Regions from separate parts of the Homo sapiens genome. Here region 1 is linked to region 2. A link is an interaction called in ENCODE POLR2A ChIA-PET data of the cell type or tissue named here. Cell type or tissue: Panc1. All regions are shown on one strand. Links, peaks and the distances in the headings refer to the core of each region. The heading gives the core; the rest is flanking DNA.

Region 1 (4,000 bases), core at 1-4,000, 190 kb before region 2:
GCCACTTCAAAAAGCCACAGTTTCCATAATTATGTTCTATTCTTCCAGTCGAGTATAGGCTTACCAGCCAGGACTGAGGAGTTAATATTCATCCTGTGGCTCTAACTAATCCTATGATACCTTACAGGATATGAAGTAGCCCCACTGATAAAAACCCCCATGACCCACCCAGAATCAGTTCAACTGTTGTCTTCTCCCAGTCCACCCCACCTCAAAAGACAATCCAAGCCTTTTACTCAATTTATAAAACCATTCATCCAGCAAGCCAAAGTAAACTTTTTTTTAATTTTTTTTTACCTCAACTGTGCATCTTCTGTTCAAATGGCTTCCCCATGTTTTCCACAGCAATTACCTTTGGGGAAAGTCTGCTTTGGGTCACGTTAATCATGCTGTGGGTAGACTCTTCAAATAAAAGTATGAATAGTGAGACAAATGCATACAGACACTTGCCTCTGAAGAGCTAAAAGCCTGGCCACTACCAATCTTTGTACTCACTATTCTGCCTTCTGTAGCTTCTCCAAGCAGCCCTCCAAAAGTGATTACAGGAGACATACAGGCACAGTATAGGAAAAGAATCGAGGCCAGGCACTGCAGGCTTAATGCATCCTTGAAGTCACTCAAGAAAAAAGGTGCTTTCCTTTTGATGTCAAGTATCAAACCACCAAAAAGCCTAAATAGGTGAGATGAAACTCGTCAAACTGTACACTAGAGGATTCTAGCTACTTCAAACTAAAACTATGGGCTACACAAAACTGCTGGTGCCTAGGTGTTTTGTCAACAAAATGTTAAATCCAATTTAACTTATAAATTACAGAAGATACACTCATTTAATCTAATCTAATGATAGAGGAATGTTATATTTCATTAAGAGACAAATATCTGTATTTTACGGACTATATAATGAAAAGACTGCAGGCAAATGATTTTATATGAGTAAATGTAATTTTGGACACAAATGTGCAAGGCAAGGTATAACAAAATAAACAAAACCCAACAACCCATTTATGAAAATGTGCATAAGCAATTCTATTAATTGTCTATATTAAAATCTTAAAGGCAACAATCACAAATACAAGGAAGGCAATTATTATCCAAATACACTTTAATATAAATGTAGTATGTTGTGCTTAGATGCACAAGTGGTATGAATTCAGTAACTTTAAAAACTTTCAAAACTAGTACTTCAATCGTATAAAAGGGGGAAAGAAATCCCTAAAAACTATTTCAGTATATTTAATTTACTGTGTATGTAGACAAACTAATATGTACATTAATAAAACTAACAGGTTTCAATTAGTAGATTAAAAATCTGTTTGTACATCAAAGCTGTACCATTTCAACATTTTTAACAATTAGTCTTTTGGATACATCTAACTTGAAGACATTCCAATAAAATATAAGCTCCATGAGGGGAGACTTTTTCTTGTTCACTGCGTTATCTACAGTGTCTAGAACACTACCTGGGAAATAGTAGGCACTCAACAAACACTGGTGACTAAATCAGTAATTCGTTTTAATACTCAAAAAACAGAAAATCATTCAAATCCCAACTGCAAGAAAATTGACCAAAAAAACTAACATTAAGCTTTCAAATGGATATTTCAAGCTTTACCGTTGTAATTTTTTTAAGTTGATACTGAAATCCTAAACACAAATTGACAAGTAGTACTCTGTTCATAATCTGACAGCAAGGGAAATCAGCTTGCAATAAAAAAGGTGCCATCAATAATCTAAAATATGAATCTACAGTATATCATCAAATTGATAATTACTTAATAGAGGGCATACAGATGCTCTCAGGTGACTGAGATCAGTGGAGGCCTGACACAGTGCTTCTCAATGACTAACCCTATCCCAGTATGAAGAAGCGATAATAGCTAATAATACAACAGTACTGTTCACACAGGGTCAAAATCTTTTCTCTATTGTATTCACAGAGACAAAAACACTTCATTAGTCAATGAATTAATTGTGAATTTCAGTTTCTCTAAAGTCTATATTCAGTATGCCAGTTACTTATTTTTATGATATAGTACCCTTTAAGGATGTCATCAAAATCCCTAAGATTGTATCTGTATAAGATTCCCTGTTTTTTTTACACAAAGATTTAATATTTAAGATTATTTAATTCCATACTGACCACCAGTGGACAATAAAGAATCAATAGCCACATGCTTTTCCACATTATGAAAATACTATAACATTTATCTACTTCTACAAAATATTAAGGCAATGTTTGCATCTGCCAATATTTCTATTTTTTGTTACAAAAATTAACTTCTTAAACAATTTTTCTAGCTAGGTTTCCAGAGAGCAATACAATGGTTTAATCATGCTTGTCCATGGAAGATTACCTCATGATATAATGCTCATTTAAGAGTTTTAAATCTGTGCACATATACAAAGAAATTATTAGTTGTAATTACTCTCTGTTCCCATAATTCTCTAACTCAATATGAAGAATTATAATAAGACTCTACACCTTCTTCAAGAACCTTCTGTATAAGCAATGGAAATTAACCTACACACTATATAACTGCAATATTCTGAATATACAGTCCATTATTTTCCTTTTAAAGCTTGATACATACTATTAAAATTATTTATAAATTCTTATATATTTATACATATAAATTTTCCTTATATATAATAATGCACATTTTTATACATATGAAAAAATACTGTACAAGATTAGGTTCCAAACACTTGGAAAAAATATAATATTTATGTTTTCATCAAATCATCCCCCAAACCCTTCAAAATATCAGTATTTGCACCCACCGTCCAGTCCTCTGTAGCTCAGGCCCAGCATGATGAGCGGCCTCTTTAGGAGTCTCACCCAGTGTGGGGGTAGATCCATTGTGAAACACAGGAATCTTTCTCTTTTCCTGAATTTCACAAAAAACATTATTTTCAGAATTCTATTTTAAGAAAACTTGAGATGGCATCTTCAATTAGAGTGAATATCAGATTTTATATTGATTATGTATCTAATCAGTTCTCCTAGAAAAGAATGGTTCCTAAAATAAACTCTCTTCTGAAATAGATTGCTCTTTAAAAATAGAAGCTAATGTCAGTTTCTATTAATATTTTAAATTTGCAATTAGCTTTTTGCATCTTATGTTCTAATTATCAATATACTATAAAATATATTCATACATACCATTTCAAATTCCTATTCACCAATAGCTACAAACGTAAGTAACCTCCAAAAAAGCATCTCTCCCACCAAAACTTTAAAAATACTGCTCCTATTAACTATTGAAAATTACGCTTTACATTAAGAGAAAAGCAAATGTCATTTTTCTTCTACTAAAGTATTTCCCTTAAAAAATAAGAGCTGTTTGATAAACATGTTCCCACAAAAATCCACTTCCCATTACATTTTATTACAAATTCAAGAGTACTATTCACATGATACAGGATTTCTCCCCCTCTGTTAAAGACAAAGAAATGAACTTTTAACTTGTTACATCAAGAGATGCTGGGGCTAAAAATATGTGTGAGCATGTGCACATACAAGAGGAAAGATGGTAGGAAAGATGGAAGAAAAGGAAACAGAGAGGTAAAGGGAAAGGGAGACAGAGATCTGACATCCCAGGAGGTTTACTGGGTCAAAGGCTCTAGGTGAATAAAAGACTTAAGCTACCTGGTTTACATGCTCCATATTTAGAGAGTAGCAAGGCTCATCTACAAATATAAGACTGCCATTTGAAAACGTCAAAATCTCACTTACAAAATTTCAATTTTCAAACTTACATCTTAAAGAGGAAAGGGATAAAATTTTAGACTCCTAGGAAACAAAAATAATTTTAAAAACTACAAATTATAAAAGTAATTGTGGTTTTGGCTATTATTTTTAATTTAATTAATCATTTAACTGATTTAATCATTTAATTGAATTGATTAAAAATAATGGCCAAAGCCACAATTACTTTTGTGCCAACCTAATAAAACCCATGAGACCCAGCCAAAGCACATTCAAGAAAATTAAGCAATT
Region 2 (16,624 bases), core at 5,448-9,447:
TCTCAAACTCCTGAGCTCAAGCAACCAGCCTGCCTTGGCTTCCCAAAGTGCTAGTATTAAAGGTGTGAGCCACCGTGCCCGGCCTAGTTATTTCTTGATTACATGCTAAACAAGGGATAGATTATTCATGAGTTTTCTGGGAAAGGGGTGGGCAATTCCCAACTGAGGGCTCCTCGCCTTTTTAGACTATGTAGGGTAATTTCTTGACATTGCCATGACATCCATAAACTGTCATGGTGCTAGTGGGAGTGTCTTTTGGCATGCTAATGCATTATGATTAGCATGTAATAAACAGTGAGGACATCCAGAAGTCACTTTTGTCATCATGTTGGTTTTGGTGGGTTTTGGCTGGCTTCTTTACCACATGCTGTTTTATGACTAAGGTCTTTGTGACCTGTACCTTGCGCTGACCTCCTATCTCATCCTTTAACTAAGAATGCCTACCCTCCTGGGAATGTAGCCCAGTAGGTCTCAGCCTTATTTTACCTACCCCCTAGTCAAGATGGAGTTGCTCTGGTTCAAACGCCTCTGACAATAGCCTCTGACAATAGCCTCTGACAATAGCCTCTGACAATAGCCTCTTGAGTTCCTTTTGGTGCACACCACATATTTTATGCACACTGGCTCCCAGGTGATTTCACTCACAACAGTCCAAACCTGAGTGTCTTTATCAGATGATTGTCGTCAGGTTACCGAAGCTACTTTGGCCTGTGTGTATGAAGGGCCAGAAGATTCTGGGGGCCAGAAGTGGTGGCTCATGCCTATAATCCCAGCACTTTCAGAAGCCGAGGTGGGAGGATCACTTGAGCTTGGGAGTTTGAGACTAGCCTGGGCAAAAAGGTGAGACCCCCATCTCTACAAAAAGTGCAAAAATTAGCCAGGTATGGTGGTATGTGCCTGTAGTCCTAGCTACTAGGGAGGCTGAGGTGGGAGGATTGCTTGAGCCAGGGAGGTTGAGGCTGCAGTGAGCCAAGATCACACCACTGCACTACATCCTGGGCGACAGAGTGAGACTCGATCTCAAAAAAAGAAAACAAAGAAACAAACAAAAAACTCATCCCCCCCAACACAACAAAACAAAAATAAGCAAACAAGAAAACCCCCCAAAACTCAGGAGATTCTGGGCATATTTACACATTTGTGAGATGGCCTTTAACCATTGATTTATAGACACAAGAGTATAAATACATCAACTTCACCTCTGTTTGAAACAACTACCTTTTCCAGAGCTACCCAGCAGGTTTGAGGCAGTCCCATGGTGGCTTTGTACTTGATACTGTGCTTGCCTCTTTGTGCTTGAGCCTGGGAGGTCGACCTCCCTCTTGAATCAAGAGGGCAGTATCAACCACAAAACGGTTCCTTTGGCTCCCATCCAACTTCCTTTTTTCTTATTGTTTCTTCTCAGAAACGTTTTCTAATAAAGTACTTTAGCATGAATCTTGGTCTCTGGGTCTGCTTCTGGTGACCTATATCTAAAACTCCTTTTCTCCAGACTGTAAATAAAATTACTCACCCAAGGCAAGTCATGCATAAAAGCAAAAGAAGTTAAGCAGACAGTGAATCAAAAAGAAAATGAGAAGGGGTTTGCCAAAAGCCAAAAACATGAACCATAACTCTTTGGGCTGCCCACTCTGGCCTGATTGTTGATAGAGTGAAGCAGTAATATTTCCCACAGAAGTATGCAATGAATCTGATATCCTGCTAAACACCAAGGCATTTGCAATACTTGAATAGGAAATCTAATATTGCTTATAGTTAGTTAGAAGGGTCAACAAATGAAGAAGAGCAGAATTGCTAATGCAGCCCAGCTGGCAAGGGTTCCAAAGCCTGGCCTTAGACCTATTCCTTCTGTGGGGACACACACAGGAAAAGCTGAGCTCTATATCTTCACAAATTTTCCCATTCCATGTGGGTGACTTGATGCAAGGCTGAATTAAGGAGAAGTTTGGTGTCTTTCTTGTTAAGGAACTAGTCTCCAGTGATCTCAGGCTTCATCTTCATAACGACAAGAAATCCAGACCATGGGTCAGACAACCTAGTGATTCATGTGTCTTAATGACTGACCCTGCTGGCTGCATGGTGGGTAATTTTAGCTGGAAAATACCAGGTCAGTCATCATAGAGCCAGCATGGTTACATCAAACAACCAAAGGATCAGTCTCTGAGGCCCTGGAAAGACTGGATTTGAAGTAAATACAGAAACTTTTTTTCATTTCCATTTTTAACTAAATAAAAAATTTGAGAACAAACAGGGCAAGAGAGAAAAGAAATCATATTTACAACATGAAAATTAATGTGACTTACAGGTTTATTGCTAATTACTCTCAAAAGAAAATATTCTGCTTCCTTGACAAAAAACAAAACCTTCTAGAAAATTTTAACCCCAAAGTGAACAATAACACCTTTAGTGACTCAAAATGCTAATTGACTAGGTATCACCTGAATTCAACAGACATGCCTAAATTCATTGCTATTCTCATTACTAACATAGAAAACATATTTAGGATTTAAAAAATGAGTAGAATTATTCAATAAGAAAGAGATGAACTATGGACCTTTGTGCATGGTTTTATCAAGTGTACTTTTCTACATGACACTCTCTGATCAGTCCACATGATAAATTAATTTCAAAGTAGGCCATATTAAGGAGATAAGATCAAGTTGAGTACGGTCAAAAGATTACTTTTATAGCCATAATAAGTCACTTTATTTTTTATATTCTTATTTTCCATGGAAGTATAAATTACATACAGTAAAATGCATAAATCTTAAGCTTGCAGTTTGATGAGTTTTGACAAATATATACACGTGGTTGGGCACAGTGGCTCACACCTGTAATCCCAGCACTTTGGGAGGCCAAGGCGGGCAGATCACCTGAGGTCAGGAGTTGGAGACCAGCCTGGCCAACATGCTGAAACCTTGTCTCTACTAAAAATACAAAAATTAGCCGAGCATGATGGTGCATGCCTGTAATCCCATCTACTCACGGGAGGCTGAAGCAGGAGAATCACTGGAACCCGGGAGGTGGAGAATGCAGTGAGCCAAGATTGCGCCACTGCATTCCAGCTTGGGTGACAGAGCAAGACTCCATCAAATACAAGACAAAACAAAACAAAACAAAAAAAACATAAAAAGCAGAAAACAAAAACAAAAAAACAAATATATACATTCACGTAACCAATATCCAATGCCCAGTATCATGAGGGAGAACATCTTCTGTGCCCAGCAAGTTTTCCCATGCTTTTTTCCAGTTAGCTGCTTGCCTTCCATGGACAACCACTTTTGGTGTCTTTACTTATTCTTGGACTTCATATAAACGGTATCAACCAGGGTGTACATTTTTGTGCCTGCCTTTTTTTTTGAGACAGAGTCTCGCTCTATTGCCCAGGCTGGAGTGCAGTGGCATGATCTTGGCTCACTGCAACCTCCACCTTCCAGGTTCAAGTCATTCTCCTGCCTCAGCCTACTGAGTAGCTGGGATTACAGATGCACACCACCATGCCTGGCTAAGTTTTGTAATTTTAGTAGATACTTGGTTTCAACATGTTGGTCAGGCTGGTTTTGAACTCCTGATCTCGTGATCCACCAGCCTCAGCCTCCCAGAGTGCTGGGATTACAGGCGTGAGCCACCATGCCTGGCCAGTGTCTGTCTTTTCTGCTCAGCATAATATTATTGACATTCATCACACTGTTTTGTATATCACTAATTTGTTTTTATTGCTCAGTTGTATTATTCAGTTGTATAAATGTGTTATAGTTTGTTTATATATTCACTTAATGGAAATTTGGGTTGTTTCTTGGTTATTATGAACATGCTTATACAGGTGTTTCTGTGGACATGTTTTCATTTTTCTTGGGTAACATTTATTTATTTTTCGAGGCAGGTGTCAGGCCTCTGAGCCCAAGCTAAGCCATCATATCCCCTGTGATCTGCACCTACACATCCAGATGGCCTGAAGTAAGTGAAGATCCACAAAAGAAGTGAAAATAGCCTTAACTGATGGCATTCCACCATTGTGATTTGTTTCTGCCTCACCCTAACTGATCAATGTACTTTGAAATCTCCCGCACCCTTAAGAAGGTTCTTTGTAATTCTCCCCACCCTTGAGAATGTACTTTGTGAGATCCACCCTCTGCCCGCAAAACATTGCTCTTAACTCCACCGCCTATCCCAAAACCTATAAGAGCTAATGATAATCCACCACCCTTTGCTGACTCCTTTTTCGGACTCAGCCCGCCTGCACCCGGGTGAAATAAACAGCCTTGCTGTTCACACAAATCCTGTTTGGTGGTCTCTTCACACGGACGCTTGAGACATTTGGTGCTGAAGACCCAGGTCAGAGGGACTCCTTCGGGAGACCAGTCCCCTGTCCTCGCCCTCATTCCGTGAGGAGATCCACCTACAACCTCAGGTCCTCAGACCAACCAGCCCAAGGAACATTTCACCAGTTTCCAATCGGGTAAGCGGTCTTTTCACTCTCTTCTCCAGCCTCTCTCGCTCCCTTCAATCCCCCTATCCTTCCAATTCCAGTTCTTTTTCCTCTCTAGTAGAGACAAAGGAGACACATTTTATCCGTGGACCCAAAACTCCAGTGCCCCTCACGGACTCGGGAAGACAGCCTTCCCTTGGTGTTTAATCATTGCGGGGACGCCTGCCTTTCACCCACATTCCATTGGTGTCTGACCACCACAGGGACGCCTGCCTTGGTCATTCACCCACATTCCCTTGGTGGCAAGTCAATTGCTGGATGCCTGCTTTGGCTGCTCACCCACGTTGCAGCCCAGGGCTTCTCCCCACCCCCCTTCTCCGTGTCTCTACCCTTCTCTTTAAACTTGCCTCCTTCACTGTGGGCAACCTTCCACCCTCCATTCCTCCTCCTTCTCCCTTAGCCTGTGTTCTCAAGAACTTAAAACCTCTTCAACTCTCGCCTGACCTAAAATCTAAGTGTCTTATTTTTTTCTGCAACACTGCTTGGCCCCAATACAAACTCGACAATGGTTCTAAATGGCCAGAAAATGGCACTTTTGATTTCTCCATCCTATGAGACCTAGATAATTTTTGTCGAAAAATGGGCAAATGGTCTGAGGTGCCTGATGTCCAAGCATTTTTTACACATTGGTCCCTCCCTAGTCTCTGCTCCCAGTGTGACTCATCCCAAATCTTTCTTCTTTCTCTTCTTATCAACCAAATTGTTTTGCCTATCCACCCAGTGGTGCCCCACCCATACACTCTTTTGTCCTCAATACCTTCCTCCACAACTCACTATTCCGTTCCTGATCTTAAAGATGCTTTTTTCACTATTCCCCTACACCCCTTGTCCCAGCCTCTCTTTCTTTTACCTGGACTGACCCTGACACCCATCAGTCCCAGCAGCTTACCTGGGCTGTACTGCCGCAAGGCTTCATGGACAGCTCCCATGACTTCAGTCAAGCCCAAATTTCTTCCTCATCCATTACCTATCTCGGCATAATTCTTCATGAAAACACACATGCTCTCCCTGCTGACTGTGTCCTGCTAATCTCCCAAACCCCAACCCCTTCTACAAAACAACAACTCCTTTCCTTCCTATGCATGGTTAGGTACTTCCGCCTTTGGATACCTAGTTTTACCATCCTGACTAAACCATTATGTAAACTCACAAAAGCAAACCTAGCTGACTCCATAGATCCTAAATCCTTTCACCACTCCTCTTTCTGTTCCTTAAAAACAGCCCTAGAAGCTGCTCCCACACTAGCTCTCCCTAATTCATCCCAACCCTTTTCATTACATACAGCCAAAGTACAGGGCTGTGCGGTCAAAATTCTTACACAGGAGCCAGGACCGCACCCTGTAGCCTTTTTGTCCAAACAACTTGACCTTACTGTTTTAGGCTAGCCCCCACATTATTCTTGATGCCATATCTGACTCCCATGACTATCTCTCTGATCCACCTGACATTCACTCCATTTCCCCATATTTCCTTCTTTACTGTTCCTCACCCTGATCACACTTGCTTTATTGATGGCAGTTCCACCAGGCCTAATCGCCACTCACCAGCAAAGGCAGGCTATGCTATAGTATCTTCTACATCTATCATTGAGGCTACTACTCTGCCCCACTTCACTACCTCTTAGCAAGCCTAACTCATTGCCTTCACTTGAGCCCTCACTCTTGCAAAGGAATTATACGTTAATATTTATACTGGCTCTAAATATGCCTTCCATATCCTGCACCAACATGCTGTTATATGGGCTGAAAGAGGTTTCCTCACTATGCAAGTGTCCTCCATCATTAATGCCTCTTTAATAAAAACTCTTCTCAAGGCTGCTTTACTTCCAAAGGAAGCTTGAGTCATATAGTGCAATGGCCACCAAAAGGCATCAGATTCCATAGCTCAGGGCAATGCTTATGCTGGTAAGGTAGCTAAGGAAGCAGCTAGCATTCCAACTTCTGTCCCTCACGTCCGGTTTTTCTCCTGCTCATCGGTCACTCCCACCTACTCCCCCACTGAAACTGCCACCTATCAATCTCTTCCCACAAAAGGCAAATGGATCTTAGACCAAGGAAAATATCTCCTTCCAGCCTCACAGGCCCATTCTATTCTGTCATCATTTCATAACCTCTTCCATGTAGGTTACAAGCCACTAGCCCACCTCTTAAAACTCTCATTTCCTTTCCATTGTGGAAATCTATCCTCAAGGAAATCACTTCTCAAGTGTTCCATCTGCTATTCTACTACCCCTCAGGGATTGTTCAGGCCCCCTCCCTTTCCTACACATCAAGCTTGGGGATTTGCCCCTGCCCAGGACTGGCAAGTTGACTCTACTCCCATGCCTCGAGTCAAGAAACGAAAATACCTCTTGGTCTGGGTAGACACTTTCACTGGATGGGTAGAGGCCTTTCCCGCAGGGTCTGAGAAGGCCACTGTGGTTATTTCTTCCCTTCTGTCAGACATAATTCCTCAGTTTGGCCTTCCCACCTCTGTACAGTCCAATAATGGACCGGCCTTTACTAGTCAAATCACCCAAGCAATTTCTCAGGCTCTTGGTGTTCAGTGAAACCTTCATACCCCTTACTGTCATCAGTCTTCAGGAAAGGTAGAACGGACTAATGATCTTTTAAAAACACACCTCACCAAGCTCAGCCTCCAACTTAACAAAAAGGACTCTGTCAAGGATAGAGCCCAAAAACTCACCAACCAAGCAAGTAATTACGCTGAACCCCCTTGGGCACTCTGTAGTTGGATGTCCTGGGTCCTCCCAGTTCTTAGTCCTTTAATACATGTTTTTCTCCTTCTCTTATTCAGACCTTATGTCTTCCATTTAGTTTCTCAATTCATCCTAAACGGTATCCAGGCCATCACCAATCATTCTATATGACAAATGTTTCTTCTAACAACCCCACAATATCACCCCTTACCCCAAAATCTCCCTTTAGCTTAATCTCTCCCACTCTAGGTTCCCATGCCGCCCCTAATCCCGCTTGAAGCAACCCTGAGAAATATCGCCCATTATCTCTCCATACCACCCCCCAAAATTTTCACCACCCCAACACTTTACCACTATTTCATTTTATTTTTCTTATTAATATAAGAAGACAGGAATGCCAGGCCTCTGAGCCCAAGCTAAGCCATCATATCCCCTGTGACCTGCATGTATACATCCAGATGGCCTGAAGCAACTGAAGATCCACAAAAGAAGTGAAAATAGCCTTAACTGATGACATTCCACCATTGTGATTTGTTTCTGCCTCACTCTAACTGATCAATGGACTTTGTAATCTCCCCCACCCTTAAGAAGGTTCTATATAATCTCCCCCACCCTTAAGAAGGTTTTTTGTAATTCTCCCCACCCTTGAGAATGTACTTTGTGAGATCCACCCCCTGCCTGCAAAATATTGCTCCTAACTCCACTGCCTATTCCAAAACTGGTAAGAACTAATGATAATCCCACCACCCTTTGCTGACTCTCTTTTTGGACTCAGCCCACCTGCACCCAGGTAAAATAAACAGCCTTGTTGCTCACACAAAGCCTGTTTGGTGGTCTCTTCACACAGATGCATGAGACAGCAGGGTCTTGCTATGTTGCCCAGGGTGGAGTGCAATTCCATGATCATGGCTCACTGCAGCCTCAAACTCCTGGTCTCAAGCAATCCTCCTGCCCTGGCCTCCCAAGTAGTTGGGATGACAGGCACATGCCACCACATCCAGCTAATTTTTGTATTTTTTGTAGAGACAGGGTCTCATTATTTGCCCAGGCTGGTCTTAAACTCCTGAACTCAAGGAATCCTCCTGCTGTGGCCTCCCAAAGTGCTAGGATTGCAGGTATGAGCCACTGGTGCCTGGCTTCTCTTGGGTAATATTTAGAAGTAGAATTTTGGGTCATAGGATAAGTGTAGCCTTTATTTCTAAGAAAATTCTAAACAGTTTTCCCAAGTGGTTGGACCATTTCGATTTCTACCAGCAACATAAGAAGGTTCCAGTTGCTCCATATCCTTTCGGACAGTTGATATTGTCAGTCTTTCCAAATTTAGCTATAGGATGGGTCACTATAGGTAGAAATAGTTTGAAATAACAAAGTAGGGGCCAGATGTGGTGGCTTATGCCTGTAATCCCACCACTTTGGGAGGCTGAGGCTGGTGGATCATGAGGCCAGGAGTTCAAGACCAGCCTGGCCAAGATGGTAAAGCCCCGTCTCTACTAAAAATACAAAAATTAGCTGGGTGTGGTGGCACACACCTGTAATCCCAGCTACTCTGGAGGCTGAGGCAGAAAATTGCTTGAACCTGGGAGACGGAGGTTGCAGTGAGCTGAGATCGTGCCACCGCACTCCAGCCTGGGTGACAGAGAGAGACTCCACCTCAAAAAAAAAAAAAAAAAAAAAAAAATAACAAAGTAGACTCAAATCTCATTCTAGTTGGCAGTTTATTCTTACCTGTTTGTAATTTATTCTGATGTCTTCTCGTTTACACTAATTACTTGATCTCTGGTCCACCAAGAGTAAGCTGCTTCAATGGGCCATGGAATGTCCTGTTCCAAAACAGACGAAATAAATGTTTTTTTTTTTTTTAATTCCTCTTGTCAAATTGTTTGAACCTGGGAGGCAGAGGTTGCAGTGAGCCAAGATCGCATCACTGCACTCCAGCCTGGACGACGGGTGAGACTCCATCTCAATAAAAAGAAAAAAAAAATTCCTCTTGTCTTATATCATTTCTACCTCTTCCTTCCTTCATTAGCACTGAAACAGAAGTAGTGTCAGGTTGTTTTATTGAGCACAAATTCTCATATTAGCACCTTGCCTCAAAAACAAGAAAATGCTTTAATGAATGAAGTAATTTTCAAGTGCTATCCTCAAGAATTATAATGTGAGAAAAAGTGGTTTCAATAACCCATTCTCACTGAGATAAAACTTAAGCAATCATAATTTTTTCATATTTAAGCCACATAGAATGGGTCCCATTAAATGGAAGTCACCTCAAAATAAATTCTAAAATTTTAACTGTTCATCACCTAAACAAGTTTATTGGGCATGGTTGATTGGCAGAGTCATTAGGGGCTTCATGTTGTGAAGAATTCATCTGTTTGTGGTAAAAACAATATAATGGGGTGTAAGATTATATACATGGCTCTGGACAACTCAAGTTCAAATTTTGATTCCACTCCTACCAGCCAGATGACCTTGGGCAAGCTGTTAAAGCTCTTTCTTCCTTAGTTTACTCATATATAAAAGAGAGATAATACCATCTACATCCTAGAGATTATGAGGAATAAAATAGTAAAGATATAATACAATGTTTAGAATTGTGTCAGGCACATTCTACACAAATAGATACATAAATGCACTATTACTATTTATTTGACAAGTATTTACTGAATGCCTTTGATGTACATTGCACATTTTTGTTTGTTTGTTTGTTTTTTAGACAGGGTATCACTCTGTCACCCAGGCGTGATCACAGTTCACTACAGCCTCAACCTACCAGACTCAAGTGATCCTCCTGAAAACACCCTTGCAAAAATTATAACTGATGAAATTATGACAGTGAGAGAAATCTGACATGGCTGACTCCATCTTGTCTCTAGCTCGCAGGTTGGCTGTGCTCATTTCTGGGCATGGGCTGAGCTAACTTTGGAAGAAATTTAGTTTATAATTTAAATAATAGGCCCTTCCCCAAAACTAAACTGTTCTTGTAAAAATAATGAAAGGCCTCCAAGTTAGGATGACAGGGGTTTGAATTCTAAATAATTACCGGCCATTATTCCAGAGGTCATAAGATTTGCAACTTCCTTAATCACCCTTGAAGATAACATCACTACTGCAGAGCCTAAGATTGGCCTTTTGAGATATATTTTCAGGCTTTTGTATTTCTGACAACTGGATGGCCCCACCTGGACCTGCCAACCAGTCCTGTGGTCTCCACCCAGAAACTGACAGAGGACAGCTCGATCCCCTTTGATTTCATCTCCAAGCCAACCAATCAACACTCCTGACTCACTGGCCCCCTACCCACCAAATTATCCTTAAAAACCCCGATCCCAGCCAGGCGTGGTGGCTCACGCCTGTAATCCCAGCACTTTGGAAGGCTGAGGTGGGTGGATCACCTGAGATCAGGGGTTCGAAGCCAACTTGGACAACATGGTGAAACCCTGTCTCTACTAAAAATACAAAATTAGCCGGGCGTAGTGGTGCATGCCTGTAACCCCAGCTACTTGGGAGGCTGAGGCAGGAGAATCGCTTGAACCTGGAAGGCAGAGGTTGCAGTGAGCAGAAATTGCGCCATTGCACTCCAGCCTGGGCAACACGAGCAAAACTCTGTCTCAACAAAAAAACCAAAAGACCCCCACAAAACTCCGATCGCAGCCAGGAGCAGTGGCTCACACCTGTAATCCCAGCACTTTGGGAGGCCGAGGCAAGCAGATCAGCCTTACCAATATGGTGAAACCGCCTCTCTACTAAAAATACAAAAATTAGCCGGGCGTGGTGGCATATGCCTGTAGCTCCAGCTACTAAGGAGGCTGAAGCAGGAGAATCGCTTGAACCCGGGAGGAGGAGGTTGCAGTGAGCCGAAATTGCGCCACTGCACTCCAGACTGGGCGACAGAGAGAGACTGTCTCAAAACAAACAAACAAACAAACAAACAAACAAACAAACAAAAAACCCCAAAAAACTCCGATCCCCGAATTCTCGAGGAGACTGATTTGAGTAATAAAAACTCCAGTTTCCTGTACAACCAGCTCTGTGTGAATTAAACTCTTTCTGTATTGCAATTCCTCTCTCTCCATAAATCAGCTCTGTCTAGGCAGCGGGCAAGGAGAACCCATTGGGCAGCTACACTCCCACCTCAACCTCTGGAGTAGTTGGGACCACAGGCGTGCACCACCATGCCTGGCTAATTTGTAGAGACAGATTTTTGCCATGTTGCCCAGGCTGGTCTTGAACTCCTGGGCTCAAGGGATCCTCCCAACTCAGCCTCCCAAAGTGCTGAGATTACAGATGTGAGCCACCGTGCCTGGCCTCTTTGAACAATTTTAAATGCTGACGATATAGGGGTCACAAGAATTATGAGATAAAGCACAAGAATTATGAGAGCATATTCAGATTCAGAGCTAAAAAATGCAGCAATTGATTAGTAATGTCTGACATGGTGGGTAAGGTATGTGTGTGTGTGGAGAGGATGGTTGAATAGCAATACACACGTCAAATATTGGTTACCCTGACTGAGGCACTTGGAACTGTACTTATTTTCCATGAAAGCACATATCTGATGTGGAACCATGCTCAACTTCCTGTTAAGCTGAAGTTTGTACCCTGGGACCTGTGAACAAAATCTAGGCATGGGTAGCATGAATTCTAGAGGTCTATAGATGGAGCACGCACACTCCATATCTCACATTCACCAATTTCCCCAATCACACTTTTTCTCTGCCTGATATTTGTTTGCTTTTCACTATCTAATTATTATTTCATTTTGCAGACTGGAAATTTCTGTACACTTCTGGATGTACCTTACCTAGGGAAATGCAAGGCCTAGCAGAGTGCTCCATATACAGAGTGGATATTCAATAAATGCTTGCTAAAATGAATTGAGTTCTGCTTTTCATAAATAACAGTGTATTCCTCAGACAATAGATTAGTAATCATCTATCAGACAACAGTTGGTAAGACTATTTGAATGTGGGCAGACCTAGGTGTGTGCTTTAGCTCTACCTTTTACTAGCTGTGTATAGGTAAGTTAACTGATGTCTCAGTTTTCTTATCAGTAAAATGGAAATCATAATACCTCAAAAGATGTTGTAAGTTGTAAGGCTTGAATGGGTTAGCATATGTAAAACATAAGCGGCACTAAATATTGTAGTTCCTTTTTCTTTACTCTCAATATTTGTCAAAAACTAAAACTAGTAAAAGAGTAGTAAAATGGACATTTGTTGACTCTCTCCCACTGGGTAGCAGCTATGTGCTTTGGCATGCAGAAAATTGACTCCACCTCCAGCTCCATGGGTGGGCCATGTTTGTTTAATCCTGTCTCAACCCCTTTGCTAAAGAGATTGGTTGTTGGTTTGGGTTAATCAACACTTGGCATTTCCCCACTGCAGGAAATTATTCAGGAACTGGCATGTGACCAAATTATGAACAATGACACATGAGAATTTAATTTTCTGGGAGCTTTTGGGGAATAAATTTCCATGTTTGTTTTGTTATTTTGTTATTTATTTATTTTTTTGAGACAGAGTCTCACACTGTTGCCCGCCTGGAGTACAGTGGTATGATCTTGGCTCGCTGCAGCCTCCACCTCCCGGGTTCAAGTGATTCTCCTGCCTCAGCCTCCCAAGTTGCTGGGATTACAGATGCCTGCTACCACGCCAGGCTAAGTTTTTGTATTTTTAGTAGAGACAGGTTTCAGTATGTTGGCCAGGCTGGTCTGGAACTCCTGACCTCGTGATCTGCCCACCTTGGCCTCCCAAAGTGCTGGGATTACAGGCGTGAGCCACTGCTCCTGGCCTAAATATTTGTGTTTCATTTAGGACTTTTTTTTTTTTTTGAGATGGAGTCCTGCTCTGTCGCCCAGGCTGGAGTGCAATGGTGCGATCTCGACTCACTGCAACTTATGCCTCCTGAGTTCAAGTGATTCTCCTGCCTCAGCCTCCTGAGTAGCTGGGATTACAGGTGCGCACCACCATGCCCAGCTATTTTTTTTTTTTTGTATTTTTAGTAGAGATGGGGTTTCACCATATTGGCCAAGCTGGTCTCGAACTCCTGACCTCGTGATCCACCCACCTCAGCCTCCCAGAATGCTGGGATTACAGGCGTGAGCCACTGTGCCTGGCTTATTTCTTCTCTCTCCCTGAATATGGAAGTCAGGAAGTATGAAGGATTGGTGGCAACCAGAGACCAAGGAAAAGCTTCCCCTTTGCCTTCTGAACCTTTGCAGAAAATCACGGACAAGAGGCAGATTAATAGGAGAAAAATCATACAAATTCATTTAATAAAAATTTTATGTGACATGGGAGCCTTCAGAATGAAGACCCAAAGGTACAGGGGAGACTGTCCATTTTTGTGCTTAGGTTAAAAAAAGTATGCACAGCCATGTAGAAATATGACTGGACAAAATGGATAAGATCTAATGCTGGGCTGGGCGCATGGCTCACGCCTGTAATCCCAGCACTTTGGGAGGCCAAGGCGGGTGGATCACCTGAGGTCAGGAGTTCAAGACCAGCCTGGCCAACACGGCGAAACCCCGTGTTTACTAAAAATACAAAAATTAGCTGGGCATGGTGGTGCATGCCTGTAATCCCAGCCCAGCTACTTGGGAGGCTAAGGCACGAGAATCACTTGAACCCCGGGAGGCAAAGTTTGCAGTGAGCCGAGATTGAGCCACTTCTCTCCAGCGTGGGCGAAACAGCAAAATTCTATCACACTATATATATATATATAATATAAATAAAATTAAAAATAAATAAGAATGAGGAGAAGGATAAAAACATTTAAAAGATGAGAGCAGAATAGAAGGAGTGAAACAGTGGGTAAATGAAGACGGATTCAATAGAAAGCCAGCAGCAAGGCGAGGGATGCTTTGAATGACCCTAGAAGCAAATTTAACTGGATTTAGACTGGCCCAGGACCAGCCCTAAGAACGGAATGTAATCTTGGTTTCTATATTATTTCCTGCATTAGACCACAGACATTATTGGGTTTGAGATTAAAGTGCCTTAAACAATGCAGGTGATATCAAGACTCACTTAAGCAAAGGTGATTCAGGTTTCAGTGCTGGTTTACAGTAGCATCAAGGTCTCAGTTTATTTCCATTAGGCCCTTTGTCAGGTCCATTTTATGGTTGTGTAGACCCACAAAAAAACAATACCTCAAAATGAAGGCCTCAGAGGCAGCTCTCTCTCTCTCTCTCTCTCTTTCTCCCACCCTCCTGTCTCTGGCCCCTCAATCTCCCCAATGGCTACCCGTAGAAACTGGAGTCCCTCTTCCCCAAGGACAGTCATAGAAACCAGAACCCCTTTTCCCCAAAGCCAGACATAAAACCTAAAAATATTACTCGAACTTCTTTCCCACCTCCCCTGCCTTTCTGTGTAAAATCTGGCCATAAAGAAATTGTAGGTCATAATACCCCCATTCCAGAGAGGATCCCGCCCCATACCCAGAAAGAAGGAATCCATGCTCAGAGAGGCCAAGAAGAATCTAGACAGACAGGCCTTGCTGGGTTTCCCCACTCAGTCCATTAACATTAGATCTTTTTTTTTTTTTTTGAGACAAAGTTTCGCTCTTGTTGCCCAGGCTGGAACGCAATGGTGCCATCTTGGCTCACTGCAACCTCCACCTCCTGGTTCACGTGATTCTCCTGCCTCAGCCTCCTAAGTAGCTGGGATTACAGGCCTCCTCACTCTTATTTAAAAGCATGCCTTCTCAACATAGTCTCAGTTGAGGAAAACAGGGAATACTGATTCACACTGAAGTATTGGTGACTGATGTATTTCCCATGTAGTGGAAGTGAAGCTGTAACACCATTCAGTGATCCTGGTAATGGTGTGGTATCTGAAATTGTCTACAGCAAATCAATGGACAATGATGCTCTTGAACCTTCTCACATCAGATTGTGAAAATAGCTACCATTTACACCTCCATCGTCAATGTGTTTACCACTCTCCCTCCTTTAGTTTTTATCTGAGGCCTGCTGTAGGACAGTTTCTGGAATAAAGCCATAGCATCTCCATCCTATTGAGATCATGGGGACTATAAGTAACAAAGGAAGTGAGCAACTGGAAGGCATCCCATCATTAAATATTCAAGAGTCAGAGGATATCTGATCGTGCCACATCATAAAGTCTCTGCCCTTCAGAAGTCTGTGAGATCACAGTGGGGTACGCCAGAGGGATGAGATAAACACAGCCACTAGACCCTCACTCTTTACATTTGACCCACTCACCTCTCCTGGAAGGCCCTGATACATTAGATAGAATGGCTGTGAATTTTAACTTCCTGGCCCTCCACAATGTCCCTCACTGTCACATTTTTACCTCCATAGGACCAGCCCCTGCTTTCTTTTTTTCTCTCTTTGCCTACTTAGAGAGTCTAACTCCTTGGTCAACTACAGTTAAATTTTTACTTTCTAGGGATGGATTCTTGTTCCAGGAAAATGTACAAAATTTGATACATAATTTAAATCCCTGAAGTCTTCATATCTTGAGGAACTTAGGACCTAGTCATATCCGCTTCTCTAGGCTGAGCCTCCTGCTTTGACCAGGCCCTATCAATTCTGTCTACACATTTTGGGTAGGTTCCCAAATCCTACCAAGTAAACCCCCAAATGGGTTCTGTTTCACATCAACTACGTACCCAAAAGGCATCAGATTCCATCATAGCTTTGTTGGCATCTAACATATGACTGTCTTAGAAAAAAAAAAACCCTTTATTTCCTGTGCTGTGTGCTTTGCATAGGCCTTGGGACTAAGACCACATGTCTTTGAGCCTGTGTTCTCAGGCTACCTTCTTGGTCAGGAAATCTTTTTACAGTTTATGGAAATCACTCTTGCTACCACTTCAAGACTGATTTTCTTTTTGACTGTCTTCCCCCAAATCTTTATAATTGCATAGTGTGAGCGAGTGAGGACTGTGGCTTATCGCAGCCTTGCAGTGAAGGCAGAAGAAGCTACTGCAGAAAGCTGCAGAATCTATTTGATAATGAAAAATCCAGATCCGGACAGATGGATGTTATATTTGGAGGAAACGCCATCACATGACCAAGGTTCCCGCTCTAAGGAGAGAACATACAGATGTTCACATACCAGAGAAGTCATGGCACTTCCAGAGGGATAAAGCAGCACTTTATTATTTTTCTTCATTCACAATCTTAAAGCTATAGAGAAAACCCAAGCAACATTAGGGTTCTGAATCAAAACGAAATGAGACTCAGTTGCAAGGAAACAAGCTTATCTGTATCCTAAATTGCAGTAAGTGTCTTTTTGTTTACTCATTTTACAACCATGCATAGAAAATGACACGTACATAGAAAAGGACACTTTTTCTATGCATGATTGTAAAATGCATAGGAAGAGGCAGCAGGCAGGGAGAGAACGGTGTTTATTCAGTTCTTGTTTAAAATGACCTTTATCTTTAGGGGAAGCTAACACTGGGTTCCG

The links. Peaks named below come from ENCODE experiments on the same cell type or tissue, not always from the same donor. Only the 100,000 strongest peaks of a DNase experiment are listed, where the experiment ranks them.
Region 1: POLR2A ChIA-PET joins it to region 2 with 6 read pairs; 2 of 35 experiments call an interaction of 5 or more read pairs at or near these places.

The regions. Positions count from the first base shown.
Region 1 is chr3:27,408,861-27,412,860 of GRCh38, forward strand. SLC4A7 (solute carrier family 4 member 7) reads right to left here. Exons shown (of 26, transcript NM_001321103.2): 12 at 2,782-2,888; 13 at 496-670. Among named protein-coding and RNA genes, the nearest start is that of NEK10, 41 kb to the left of the region's middle. In Panc1, for the core only: no CTCF peak of the experiment used is centred there; no DNase peak of the experiment used is centred there.
Region 2 is chr3:27,595,118-27,611,741 of GRCh38, forward strand. No RefSeq gene overlaps it. Among named protein-coding and RNA genes, the nearest start is that of LINC02084, 110 kb to the right of the region's middle. In Panc1, for the core only: no CTCF peak of the experiment used is centred there; no DNase peak of the experiment used is centred there; H3K27ac peaks cover 333 bases.